Linked DNA regions of Homo sapiens: region 1 is linked to region 2. Evidence: read pairs that join two places in POLR2A ChIA-PET (ENCODE). Cell type or tissue: B cell. All regions are shown on one strand. Links, peaks and the distances in the headings refer to the core of each region. The heading gives the core; the rest is flanking DNA.

The links. ChIA-PET counts read pairs that join two places held together with the same protein. Peaks named below come from ENCODE experiments on the same cell type or tissue, not always from the same donor. Only the 100,000 strongest peaks of a DNase experiment are listed, where the experiment ranks them.
Region 1: POLR2A ChIA-PET joins it to region 2 with 5 read pairs; 2 of 35 experiments call an interaction of 5 or more read pairs at or near these places.

What each region holds. Positions count from the first base shown.
Region 1 is chr12:49,162,287-49,168,283 of GRCh38, reverse strand. No RefSeq gene overlaps it. Among named protein-coding and RNA genes, the nearest start is that of TUBA1A, 24 kb to the left of the region's middle. In B cell, for the core only: no CTCF peak of the experiment used is centred there; no DNase peak of the experiment used is centred there.
Region 2 is chr12:49,650,263-49,656,259 of GRCh38, reverse strand. It overlaps FMNL3 (formin like 3), which reads left to right. Exons shown (of 26, transcript NM_175736.5): 10 at 1,276-1,350; 11 at 1,958-2,068; 12 at 2,386-2,535; 13 at 2,933-3,034; 14 at 4,048-4,327; 15 at 4,810-4,878; 16 at 4,968-5,092; 17 at 5,382-5,584. Among named protein-coding and RNA genes, the nearest start is that of PRPF40B, 30 kb to the right of the region's middle. In B cell, for the core only: no CTCF peak of the experiment used is centred there; no DNase peak of the experiment used is centred there; H3K27ac peaks cover 925 bases.

The sequences.
Region 1 (5,997 bases), core at 884-4,883, 490 kb after region 2:
GGAAAGATTAGGCTGGACCTGGTGGCTCACGCCTGTAATCCCAACACTTTGGGAGACTGAGGTGGGCAGATCACCTGAGGCCAGGAGTTCGAGACCAGCCTGGCCAACACAGTGAAACCCCCATCTCTAATTAAAAAAACACATACAAAATTAGCCAGGCGTGGTGGCGCGTGCCTGTAATCCCAGCTACTCGGGAGGCTAAGGCAGGAGAATTGCTTGAATCCAGGAGCCAGAGGTTGCAGTGAGCCGAGATCACAACACTGCACTCCAGCCTGGATGACAGAGTGAGAACCTATCTTAAAATAAAAAAGAAAGAAAGAAAAAAAGGTCGGGGAAGATTAGCATGAACAGAGGGCAGGAGAACATCAGATGCCTGCCCTGAGGCTCAACACACCCAACATTCTAACAAAAGACTGTAAAGAGGGATATGGAAGTTATGAGCCAAGAACCATAGATGAAAACCAATATATAACACTACAGATATATGATTTGCAAATATTTTCTTCATTTTGTGGGTTGTCTTTTTACTTTCTTGATAGTGTGTCTTTTGAAGCAAAGAAGTTTTTAATTGTGATGAGGTCAAATGTATCTATTTTTTCTTTTGTTACTTATGCTTTTGGTGTCATACCTAAGAAGCCTTTGCCTAACTTAGCGTCATTAAGATTTACTTCTAGGCTGGGCGTGGTGGCTCACGCCTGTAATCCCAGCACTTTGGGAGGCCAAGGCGGGCAGATCACCTGAGGTCAGGAGCTCGAGACCAGTCTGGACAATATGGTGAAACCTCATCTCTATTAAAAATACAAAAATAGGCTGGGTGCAGTGGCTCACACCTGTATTCCCAGCACTTTGGGAGGCCGAGGTGGGCAGATCACAAGGTCAGGAGTTCAAGACAAGCCTGGTCAACATAGTGAAACCCTGTCTCTACTAAAAATACAAAAATTAGCTGGGCATGGTGGTGCGCACCTGTAGTCCCAGCTACTCGGGAGGCTGAGGCAGAAGAATCACTTGAACCCGGGAGGTATAGGTTGCAGTGAGCCGAGACTGTGCCACTGCACTCCAGCTTGGGCAACAGAGTGAGACTTCATCTCAAAAAAAAAAAAATAAAACTAAAAATATATACAAAAATAAGCCAGGCGTGGTGGCATGCGCCTGTAATCCCAGTTACTCAGGAGGCTGAGGCAGGAGAATCGCTTGAACCCGGGAGGCAGAGGTTGCAGTGAGCTGGAGATCACGCCATTGTACTCCAACCTGGGCATCAAGAGTGAAACTCCGGTCTCAAAAAAAAAAAAAAAGGATCACTTTTAAAAAGAGACAGCAAGAATAGAACAAGGAAAGCAGTAAGAAGTAGATTATTTTAGTGTCTGAGAGAAAGATGGCAGACATTCAGGTTATGTTTTGTTAAGTAGAGCTGACAAGATTTGCTGATGCGTTAGATGATAAATATTAGAGCAGGAGAGTGAGAGAGAGAAGTCAAGGATAACTCAGAGGTCTTTGGGCTAAGCAACTGGGTGAATAAAGGTAACATTTACTCAGATGGAGAATCCTGGGAGAAGAAAGGAGTGGTCTGTATGTGAGTGTGTGGACTGGAGTGGAGTAGAATTCAAGAGTTCTGTTTTGGACATGATAAATTTAGGATGCCTATTAGGCATCCAATCAGAGATGTAGAGTAGGCATGTGGATATGTGTTTCAGAAAATAGGCCTGGGTAGAAGATACAAATTTGGGAGCTACCAGTATATAGATATTTAAAGTCATGAGACTAGATGATTGTACATCTTTTCTTTTTTTTTTTTTTGAGATTGAGTTTTGCTCTGTCGCCCAGGCTGGAGTGCAGTGGCGCCATCTCGGCTCACTGCAAGCTCTGCCTTCCGGGTTCATGCCATTCTCCTGCCTCAGCCTCCCGAGTAGTTGGGACTACAGGCGTCCGCCAACACGCCTGGCTATTTTTTTTGTATTTTTAATAGAGACGGGGTTTCGCTGTGTTAGCCAGGATGGTCTCGATCTCCTGACCTCGTGATCCACCCACCTCGGCCTCCCATAGTGCTGGGATTACAGGTGTGAGCCACTGCGCCCAGCTGAGTGTACATATTTTCTTATGAAATTGGATTATGTGACCATATCTCTTTTTTTTTTTTTTTTTTTAGATGGAGTCTCACTCTGTGGCCCAAGCTGGAGTACAGTGGCTCAACCTCGGCTCACTGCAGCCTCTGCCTCCCGGGTTAAAGCAATTCTCCTGCCTCAGCCTCCTGAGTAGCTGGCACCTGTAGGTGCCTGCCACCATGCCTGGCTAATTTTTGTACTTTTAGTAGAAACAGGTTTTCACCATGTTGGCCAAGCTGGTCTCAAACTCCTGACCACAAGTGATTCACTTGCCTTGGCCTCCCAAAGTGCTGGGATTACAGGCATGAGCCACCATGTCCGGGCTATGTGACCATTTCTCTGTATCAGTGTTCTTTACATTTTTGCTTATCACCTAAAAAAAAGAAATTAAACTATGTAACTCCAGTCATTTTTAAGTTGATATCTAAAATTCTTCAAGTTAAGTTTAAATACGGTAAAAGCTGAGGCAGGAGGATCACTTGAGGCCAGGAGTTGAAGACCAGCTGAGACTACATCTCTACAAAATGTAAGAAAACAAGTAGCTTTGCCTGTCTTCCCAGCTACTCAGGAGGCTGAGGTGGGAGGACCTCTTGAGCCCAGGATATATATGTGTGTATATATATATATACACACACATATATGTATATGTGTGGAGATATATACATACGTAGTGTAAAATAATGTAATTTTAAGCATATTGTGGCCAGGCATGGTGGCTCCCACCTGTAATCCCAGCACTTTGTGAGGTCAAGGTGGTAGGATTACTTGAGCCCAGGAGTTTGAGACCAGCCTGGGCAACACAGCAAGACCCCGTATCTACAAAAAAATTTAAAATTAGCTGGGCATGGTGGCATGCATCTGTAGTCCCAGTTACTCAGGAGACTGAGGTAGGAGGATTGCTTAAGCCCAGAAGGTCAAGACTGAAGTGAGCCATGATTGAATTACTGCACTTAAGCCTGGGCAACAGAGCAAGACCCTATCTCCCCCGTCCCCCAAAAGAAGCATGTTGTAAATATTGATGTTTTACAGTAAAACTTACACCATTCTGTTACATCTAATGTAATCTAAACACACAGTAACTTGATGCTTACCATCATCTGTTTTTAAAAAATGACAGAATTCTGGGTTTTGAATAATATGGTGGGCCAGATATCTTGATATGCCTTCCAATAAAAATTAAAATTGCTAGATAAAATAATTTTCTTAAAAGCATTAAAAAGGTGACAAGATAGTAAGGAACCTTTAAACCAGAAGGGAGTGGAACACTAATGCCATTTTCTCTACAACCTTATAGGTGCTGGAGTATTTTATTTGTTTGTTTGTTTATTTATTTTGAGACAGGGTCTCACTCTTTCACCCAGGCTGGAGTGCAGTGGCACGATCACAGCTTACTACAGACTTGACCTCCTGTGTTAAAGTGACCCTTCTGCCTCAACCTCCCAAGTAGCTGAGCACCATCATGACTGGCTAATTTAAAAATTTTTTTTTGTAAAGACAGGTTCTCGTTTTGATGCCCAGGCTGGTCTCGAACTCTTGGGTTTAAGCGATCCTCCTGCCTCGGCCTCCTAAGGTGCTGGGATGACAGATGTGAGCCACCACGCCCAGCCTAGGTGCTAGGTAAAGTCCAGGGCCCACCCCAAGTTATAAATATAATAAGAGGCCTGCCTCATCAAAAAGTTGAGGCTCCAACTAAACCTCACAGACTGGGCAAGGTGGCTCACATCTATAATCCCAGCACTTAGGGAGGCAGAGGGAGGATGATCAGTTGAGTGCAGGAGTTAGAGACCAGCCTGGGCAACATAGGGAGACTCTAACTCTACAAAAACTAATTCGCTTGGTGTGGTGGCACACACTTGTAGTCCCAGGTACTGAGGAGGCTCAGGTGAGAGGATCACTTGAACCCAGGAATTTGAGGCTGTAGTGAGCTTTGTTTGCCCCATTGCAATCCAGCCTGGGCCACAGATTGAGACAGTGTCTCTAAAAAACAAACAAATAAAAAAGTAGAATACGGAAAGGCTGGCTGGGCGTGGTGGCTCACGCCTGTAATCCCAGCACTTTGGGAGGCTGTGGCAGGGGGATCATAAGGTCAGGAGATCGAGACCATCTTGGCTAACAAGGTGAAACTCCATCTGTACTGAAAATACAAAAACAAAATTAGCAAGGCGTGGTGGCGGGCACCTGTAGTCCCAGCTACTTGGGAGGCTGAGGCAGGAGAATGGCGTGAACCCGGGAGGCGGAGCTTGCAGTGAACTGAGATCACGCCACTGCGCTCCAGCCTGGGCAACAGAGCGAAACTCCAACTCAAAAAAAAAAAAAAAAAAAGGAATATGGAAAGGCTAGACATTAAAGAATTAAGTTTATATTGAATATTGACAATGAATAGGAAAAAATATACATAAAAAAGAACTAATACTCATTTAAGAGGTAAGAAAAAGAACAGTAAAATAAATAAAAAGTTAGGCTGGGCCTTGTGGCATGGTGGTGGCCACCTGTAATCCCAGCTACTCAGGAGGCTGAGGCAGGAGAATTACTTGAACCCGGGAGGCAGAGGTTGCAGTGAGCCGCGATCACATCATTGCACTCCAGCCTGGGCGAAAAAGCGAGACTGCGTTTCAAGAAAAAAAAAAAAAAATTAGCTGGGCACGGTGGCACACCTGTAATCTCAGCTACTGGGGAGGCTGAGGCAGGAGAACTGCTTGAACGCAGGAGGTGAAGGTTGCAGTGAGCCAAGATCGCAACACTGCACTCCAGCCTGGGCAACAAGAGCTAAACGCCGTCTCAAAAAAAAAAGTCTGACTTACCATTTTTTTTCTTTTGTTGCTTGTGCTTTTGGTGTCATATCTAAGAAAGCATTACCTAATCAAAAGTAATAAAGATTTATCTCTGTTTTCTTCTTCTGAGTTTTATAGTTTTAGCTCTTATATTTAGGTCTTTGATCCATTTTAATTTTTGTGTATGGTGTGAGGTAGGAGTCTGTATTAATTTCTCAGAGCTGCTTTTAAACCACAAACTGAGTGGCTTAAAACAAAAGAAATGTATTGCCTCATAGTTCTGTAGGCTAGAAGTTTGAAATCAAGGCGTTGGCAAGTTTGGTTCCTACCAGAGGCTCTGAGGGAGAATCTGTCCCATGCCTCTCTTCTAGCTTCTGCTGGTGCTGACAATCCTTGGCATTCCTTACTTACCTTGTAGACACCACTACAATTTCTGCCTGTGTTGCTACCGGGCATTCTCACTATGTTTCTGTGTCTTCACATGGCCTTCTTATAAGGACAGTCATTAGATTTAGGGCCCACTCTAATCCAGTAATTCCCCATCTTAACTAACTACATTTGCAAAGATTCTATTTCTAAAGAGGGCCACATTCTGAGGTTGTAAGTGGACACTGAATGTTGGATAGGGTGACACTATTCACACAGCAGAGTCCAACTACATTCCTTTGCATGTGAATATCCAGTTGTCCCAGCACCATTTGTAGAAAAGACTATCCTTTGGAGCACCTTGTTACAGCCTAGCAAGGGTGGAAGTCTAGGCTCCCCACTCAGTCTTGGTGATACAGGTAGGGGTAGGGTCACAGTTCTTTCTGTAGCACTTGGCTGGAGTACAGGAGTTGTTATATAAAGTTTGCTGTCTTGCTAGATTTTCCCTTTCCTGGTTCTTTGGCTAGTGAGAGAAGGTTTTCGTTTTTTGTCTCACCCTTCGGCATTTTTGGATTGTCAGCTTCTTCAGTTCCAAGGCTTCGAGATGTAAGGTAGGAAGAAAACCCAGGAAACTCATCACTATGTTGTTCCTTGGACCCCCAAGATCCCTAGCTTGTCTGCTGCCTTCTCTCCATCTTTCAGTCTTTTTTTTTTTTTCTTTTTGAGACAGAGTCTCACTCTTTTGCCCAGGCTGGAGTGTA
Region 2 (5,997 bases), core at 968-4,967:
GTATTTTTAAAACCAGAACTTTAGTCTTACTAGATCTTCAGGCCAGGAAACCTCCTGATTGGCCAGCTAAAGATACCCTCAGCTAGCTGAGGGCTATAGTCCAATGGTCCTAGTTGGGCCCTGCATCCAAATCACCTAAGGAGCTTGTTAAAAGTACAGATCCCTGTGCTCTAGTTCAGACCCACTGGAGGCCTGAGTATATGTACTTAAGTGACTCCCCAGATGGGAGTCTGATGCGGTGAACCCATTGGTAGAACCCAAAGCACATGTGTTTTGAAATGGGAGGAGAAGGTAAGCAAGGATGTCTCCTGATTTGTTGGCTGTTATTGGTGAGGGGAGAAGGAACTCCTGTGTGGAATTTCCCCCAGCCCCTGGGCCTGCCTCTGAAACCCCTATCTACTTGAACATAGGATTCTTCGACATCCAGCCACAGCTGGTGGTCCCACCCCTTCCTCTTCTTTGGACCTCTTCCCTAGCATCCATTGTTCAAGCCAGGAAATGGCTCTTCCTCCTTGAAGCCCAGAGGCTCAGAGGAGCCTCTAGACCCCTCTCAGAGAGGGCTTTCCTGTACACTGGCCCTTCCCCTGCATCCCCACTAGGACTGCAGCCTCCTGTCTCAGGCATGGCCTTCCTCCCTTCCTCCTTCTTTCCCTCCTTCCTTTAGTAACTTGGCAGCATCAGACCCCTATGTTTCTTCTTGGCCTATCCCCAGAGGCACCTAAAGCCCAGCTTAAGGGCACAGGCTTTACTGAATTCCCTCAGCAATTTGGTGGGGGACCACAGACCCAGAGCCAGATTGCAGGTCCCAGTTTTCTTTATTTTCTTTTTTGAGATGGAGTCTCACTCTGTGGCCAGGCTGGAGTGCAGTGGCACAATCTCAGCTCACTGCAACTTCCACCTCCCAGGTTCAAGCGATTCTTCTGCCTCTGCCTCCCAAGTAGCTGGGACTACAGGCATGTGCCACCATGCCCGGCTAATTTTTGTATTTTGAGTAGAGATGGGGTTTCACCATGTTGCCCAGGCTGTTCTTGAACTCCTAACCTCAGGTGATGTGCCCATCTCGGCCTCCCAAAGTGCTGGGATTATAGGTGTGAGCCACCGCGCCTGGCCCCAGGTTTTCTTTTATAGTGTCCAGAATGGCCTATTTCATATATAGAGCTGTGGTTAAGCTTGGTCTGAACCAGTCCTTTGCCATGATGTTCCTAGGAGCCAGAGCGCAGGGGCTTGGGTTCTGCATGGAGCAGATCCTTTCACTGAGAAAGTTTGCTCATTCAGGTATGCAAGGAGCTGCACCGCTTTGAGAAGCTGATGGAGTATTTCCGGAATGAGGACAGCAATATTGACTTCATGGTGAGGAACTGGGCCTGGGTCCAGCACATACCCACCAGGGCTGTGTGTGTGTTCCTTGACAACAGGGGTGAGGCCAACAGCGTATCTTGATATTCCACGTAGAGCCCAGAATGATTCTATTCAGCAAATGCTTCTTGTCCACCTGCCTACCCCAGAGAGCTCTTAGAAACTTCAGGATATCATTTGTGTATATCAGATCTACCTCCTTTTCCTCTTTTCTGTGGCCTTTTTGTCCTTGAATTGGATCCTTTTTGAGCTGCCCTCCCTTTCCTAAGCTCTTCCTCTAGCTTCTCTTCCCCTCACTGCAGGGTCTTTGGCTAGGTAAGGTTGTCTCGAGGAATACCTGTTGATGTACAAAGGAAATCAGATAGCTATATCTTCACTTACATCTGTTTTTCATGTAATTTACTTGTCTTTATACACTGAATATTAAATGACATTTTTAAAATTAAAATACTCTTATTGCCCCCATAAAGACTTAACTCTTTAATTGACTCCCTGTAATTATCCACATGATGATGATATTCTAACAGCCGCCTATCCTCCTGGTCTCTTGCCTTTCCTCTGCCCTTCCTGTTGCTGCTTCTCTGGGCCTCCTCTTCTTCAGGTGGCCTGCATGCAGTTCATCAACATCGTGGTGCACTCGGTGGAGGACATGAACTTCCGGGTCCACCTGCAGTATGAGTTTACCAAGCTGGGGCTAGAGGAGTTCCTGCAGGTGAGCTGGCTGGGGTCCTTGTAAGGTGAGGTGCTTTGGGATCAGTTTAGCCGTATCACAAATGATTTTTCTTTTATAAGTGCCTAATCCTTGATGCTCCTGGGACCCTGCCTGTCTTCTGTAGCCTGGGACTCAGGACCTCTGCAGCTAACTCCCCAGTCAGGCAGCTCCATGGGGGCGAGAATCTGACATGGCCTGCAGCAGGAACTCTTTGGGAAGTGGTGGCGAAGGGGGATGAGGACTAAGACTTTCTCAGAAAGTTCCCCTGATGATCTGCCTGCTCCTACAACTACTCCTACTCTCTGCTCTTCCCCCAGAAGTCAAGGCACACAGAGAGCGAGAAGCTGCAGGTGCAGATTCAGGCATATCTGGACAACGTGTTTGATGTCGGGGGTTTGTTGGAGGATGCTGAGACCAAGAATGTAGCCCTGGAGAAGGTGGAGGAGTTGGAGGAGCATGTGTCCCATGTAGGTGGTCTTCCTTTGCCTGCCAGAGCCACTGTTGATGGAAGCTCAAGTAACCAGGAATCCTGAGCTGACCCATTTGCCTCCAGATTGAGTCCCAGGGAGGCTTTAGAACCCACCAGGGCTCTCAAGAGCATACTCAGGCCTGAGCCACTGGATCATCCACCAGTTGGAATACACATCGACCTCCAGGGCTGGGCATGAGGTGGCATTGGTCTTGAGACAGTCAGAATGTGGCCTTTGTCTTGTATCTGTTATTGGAATATAAGGGAACCACCTGACTAAGCTGCCTTTGTGGCCTTGTGTTGAGGGGTCCGACTCAGGTCTTGACTAGGGTTCAGGCTGTGCTGAGTGCCCAGGCTTTAGGGCCAGCACAGAACCTGCCCTTCCTGTTGTGCAGCTCACAGAGAAGCTTCTGGACCTAGAGAATGAAAACATGATGCGGGTGGCAGAACTAGAGAAGCAGCTGCTACAGCGGGAGAAGGAACTAGAGAGCATCAAGGTACAAGTACTCTGGGGAAGGCAGTCCCTGACTGATCCTGGGCTCCAGCGCCTTGGGGTTCTGCTTTTTTTCCCTGAGTCATATCAAGTTCTCTAGGATTTAGATCTTGATTCACCCTTGAGGTACTCAGGTGTGGGTGGGCTGATGATTTCACCCCATTTTTTTAGTTGGAGAGGAAAGGTGGGGCCAGTGTGAGCCAGACACACACATAAGAGGGTGGGAACAGCTGGGGCACCCACAAGCATTCTGGAGTTCCAACCCAGGCCTCCTCCTACCAGCCCATCCCATTGATTTTTCTCCCCTCTACCCCCGTGTTCCTCCCCCAGCCATGTTTAATGAGCAGGGGCAGAGTGACCAAGTGCTCTGTGTATTAGGATGTCCACCAGGTATCCTAAATTGGCAGGGCAGGTACTCTTCATATTTCATTCTCTTCTGTATTTTCTCCTGACTTTTTGTTCATTATAAAGTCATGCCCCCATCCTACTTTCTCTTTCAGAAGAATATATGCTGGCTCTGTTGAGCTCAATATGTATCTGCCCAGCTTCTGCTGAGCATTGTATTGGGAGCTATGGAGGATACAGAGATGGTTAAGACAGGGTCTTGTTTATAGGGGGCTTCCAATTGAGCCATTATACAAGGCCAAGTGAAATTAAAGCAAAATGAGGCCCAAAGGGTTATGGAGAGAGCCGCTATGTCAGACCGGTGGTAGATTAAGGAGAGTTTCACAGGGGCAACCTTTTTTCCTGGGCTTTGAGGGGCCCATGCAGTGAGAATTGGCTGGAGCAGAGAGGACACTTCAGGGTGCCAGCGGAGGGAGGCAGCTTCTGCTTGCCTCTTTTGTTTTGCTGCCTTCCAGCTTCCTCATTCCCCCACCTGGGTTTCTGCCACTCTGAGCCTCTGAGTACCCTGACAGAGACCCTCGTTAAGAGAACCCTGGGTAGGAATTCTCACTCTTGGGGCAATGACTATGCCTTCAGCCCACTTTTCCCTTAATGGTGCTGTCTGCCTGCCAGGAGACATATGAGAACACAAGCCACCAGGTGCACACCCTGCGGAGGCTCATTAAAGAGAAGGAGGAGGCCTTTCAGCGTCGATGTCATTTGGAGCCAAATGTCCGGGGCCTGGAGTCTGTGGACAGTGAGGCCCTGGCCAGAGTAGGCCCTGCAGAGCTGAGTGAGGGCATGCCACCCTCCGACCTGGACCTTCTGGCTCCAGCCCCACCCCCTGAGGAGGTCCTGCCTCTTCCTCCACCACCAGCTCCGCCCTTGCCCCCTCCACCTCCCCCATTACCAGGTAACCACGACGACCCCTGGGAGCCAACAGGGGCAGCCTCTTTGTGGGGACCAAAACTGTAGTCAGCAGTGTCTTCCTCAGGGAGAAGCTGGGAAAATGGCATTATCTGAGGACTTGGAGGGATATAAAATCAGGGTGAGGGAGGCCTGGAATCTGAGGGAAGCTCAAGTTATCAGCACAGGGATGCCCAAAGGCAGATGTGGACCTGTTTTAAGGATCATAAAGATGTTGCTCCCAATTCCTTTGAAGACAGCCAAGGAGAGGCTTAGACTGTAGCCATAGAAACTGGGTCAGAGACCAGCAACAACTGCCCTGTCAGAGTTAGATTTCTGGGAGCAGCTTGAGCAGAGTTCATGTAGGCTCCTTCTCTGAGAGTTTTTTTTTTTTTTAACTCTCAGAGAAGGTGGGACAGGCAGAGGGGAGGGAAGCCTATGAAGAGTCTCTTGACGCCTGGGTCACTGTGTCATTTCTTCTTCCCCCAGACAAGTGTCCCCCAGCCCCACCTCTCCCTGGTGCTGCACCCTCTGTGGTGTTGACAGTGGGCCTGTCAGGTGAGTATCCCCAGGGCTCTGGGCAGGGCTGGTGGGACCAGGGGTGTGTGTCCTTGGCCCCTGTGTCACTGATCCTCCTTCCAAATTAGCCATTCGAATTAAGAAACCTATCAAGACCAAGTTCCGGCTGCCTGTCTTCAACTGGACAGCACTGAAACCCAACCAGATCAGTGGCACTGTCTTCAGCGAACTTGATGATGAGAAGATCTTGGAGGTAACAGGGCCTGGGGTCCAGAGGGCTAAGGTTGAGGGCTAGGGACCTGGTTGCCTTTTGAGGAGATTCTGGTCTTAGAAAAGCCATCAGACAGGGTGAGGCCAGGCTTAGCTCCACCAACCCTTCATTCTTGAGTGTACGTATATTTCTAGTTGTGTCAACACTTTGTGTTTGTATTCAGGAAATATTCCAGAGTGACAGAGCTCTGGGCCAATGCTGGGTGGGCTGTCATGAGGTCCTCCACTAGTATGAGGCTACAGCGTTTTCCTTGCTCACCTATTCCTGCCAGGACCTGGATCTTGATAAGTTTGAAGAATTATTCAAGACAAAAGCGCAGGGCCCTGCCCTTGACCTCATCTGCTCCAAAAACAAGACAGCGCAAAAAGCTGCCAGCAAGGTGACTCTGTTGGAAGCCAATCGTGCCAAGAACCTGGCCATCACCCTACGCAAGGCTGGCCGCTCGGCTGAGGAGATCTGCAGGGCCATTCATACGTGAGGCTCCCACTGACCTGGCTCTGGTCCCTAGTCTGTTGGCAACCCAGTTCTCCACCCAGGAGCCTGGGTTTCCCTAGATTCCAGGTCATCTGACAGAACTCCCTCACATCCCCCTAGTCATCCACTGGCTTGGCTAGAATTTACTGCATCTGTGCTGGCAGTTCAGCCCAGACCTTCACCCAAGGAGCTCTCAGTCTATTGGGAACAGTGCAGTAACACTGAGTGATACCACCAGGATGGTAGAAGTATACAGGCAGCTTTGGGAGAATAGGGAGGTTCATGTAGCTGAGCTTGGTGATGAATGAGGGAAGCCTTCCCAGAGGAGGTAATGTCTCAACTGGGACCTGAAGAAAAGATATGAGTTAGTCCAGTTCAGGGCCTGGAGGGAGAAGCATAGTGCCTTGGGTACT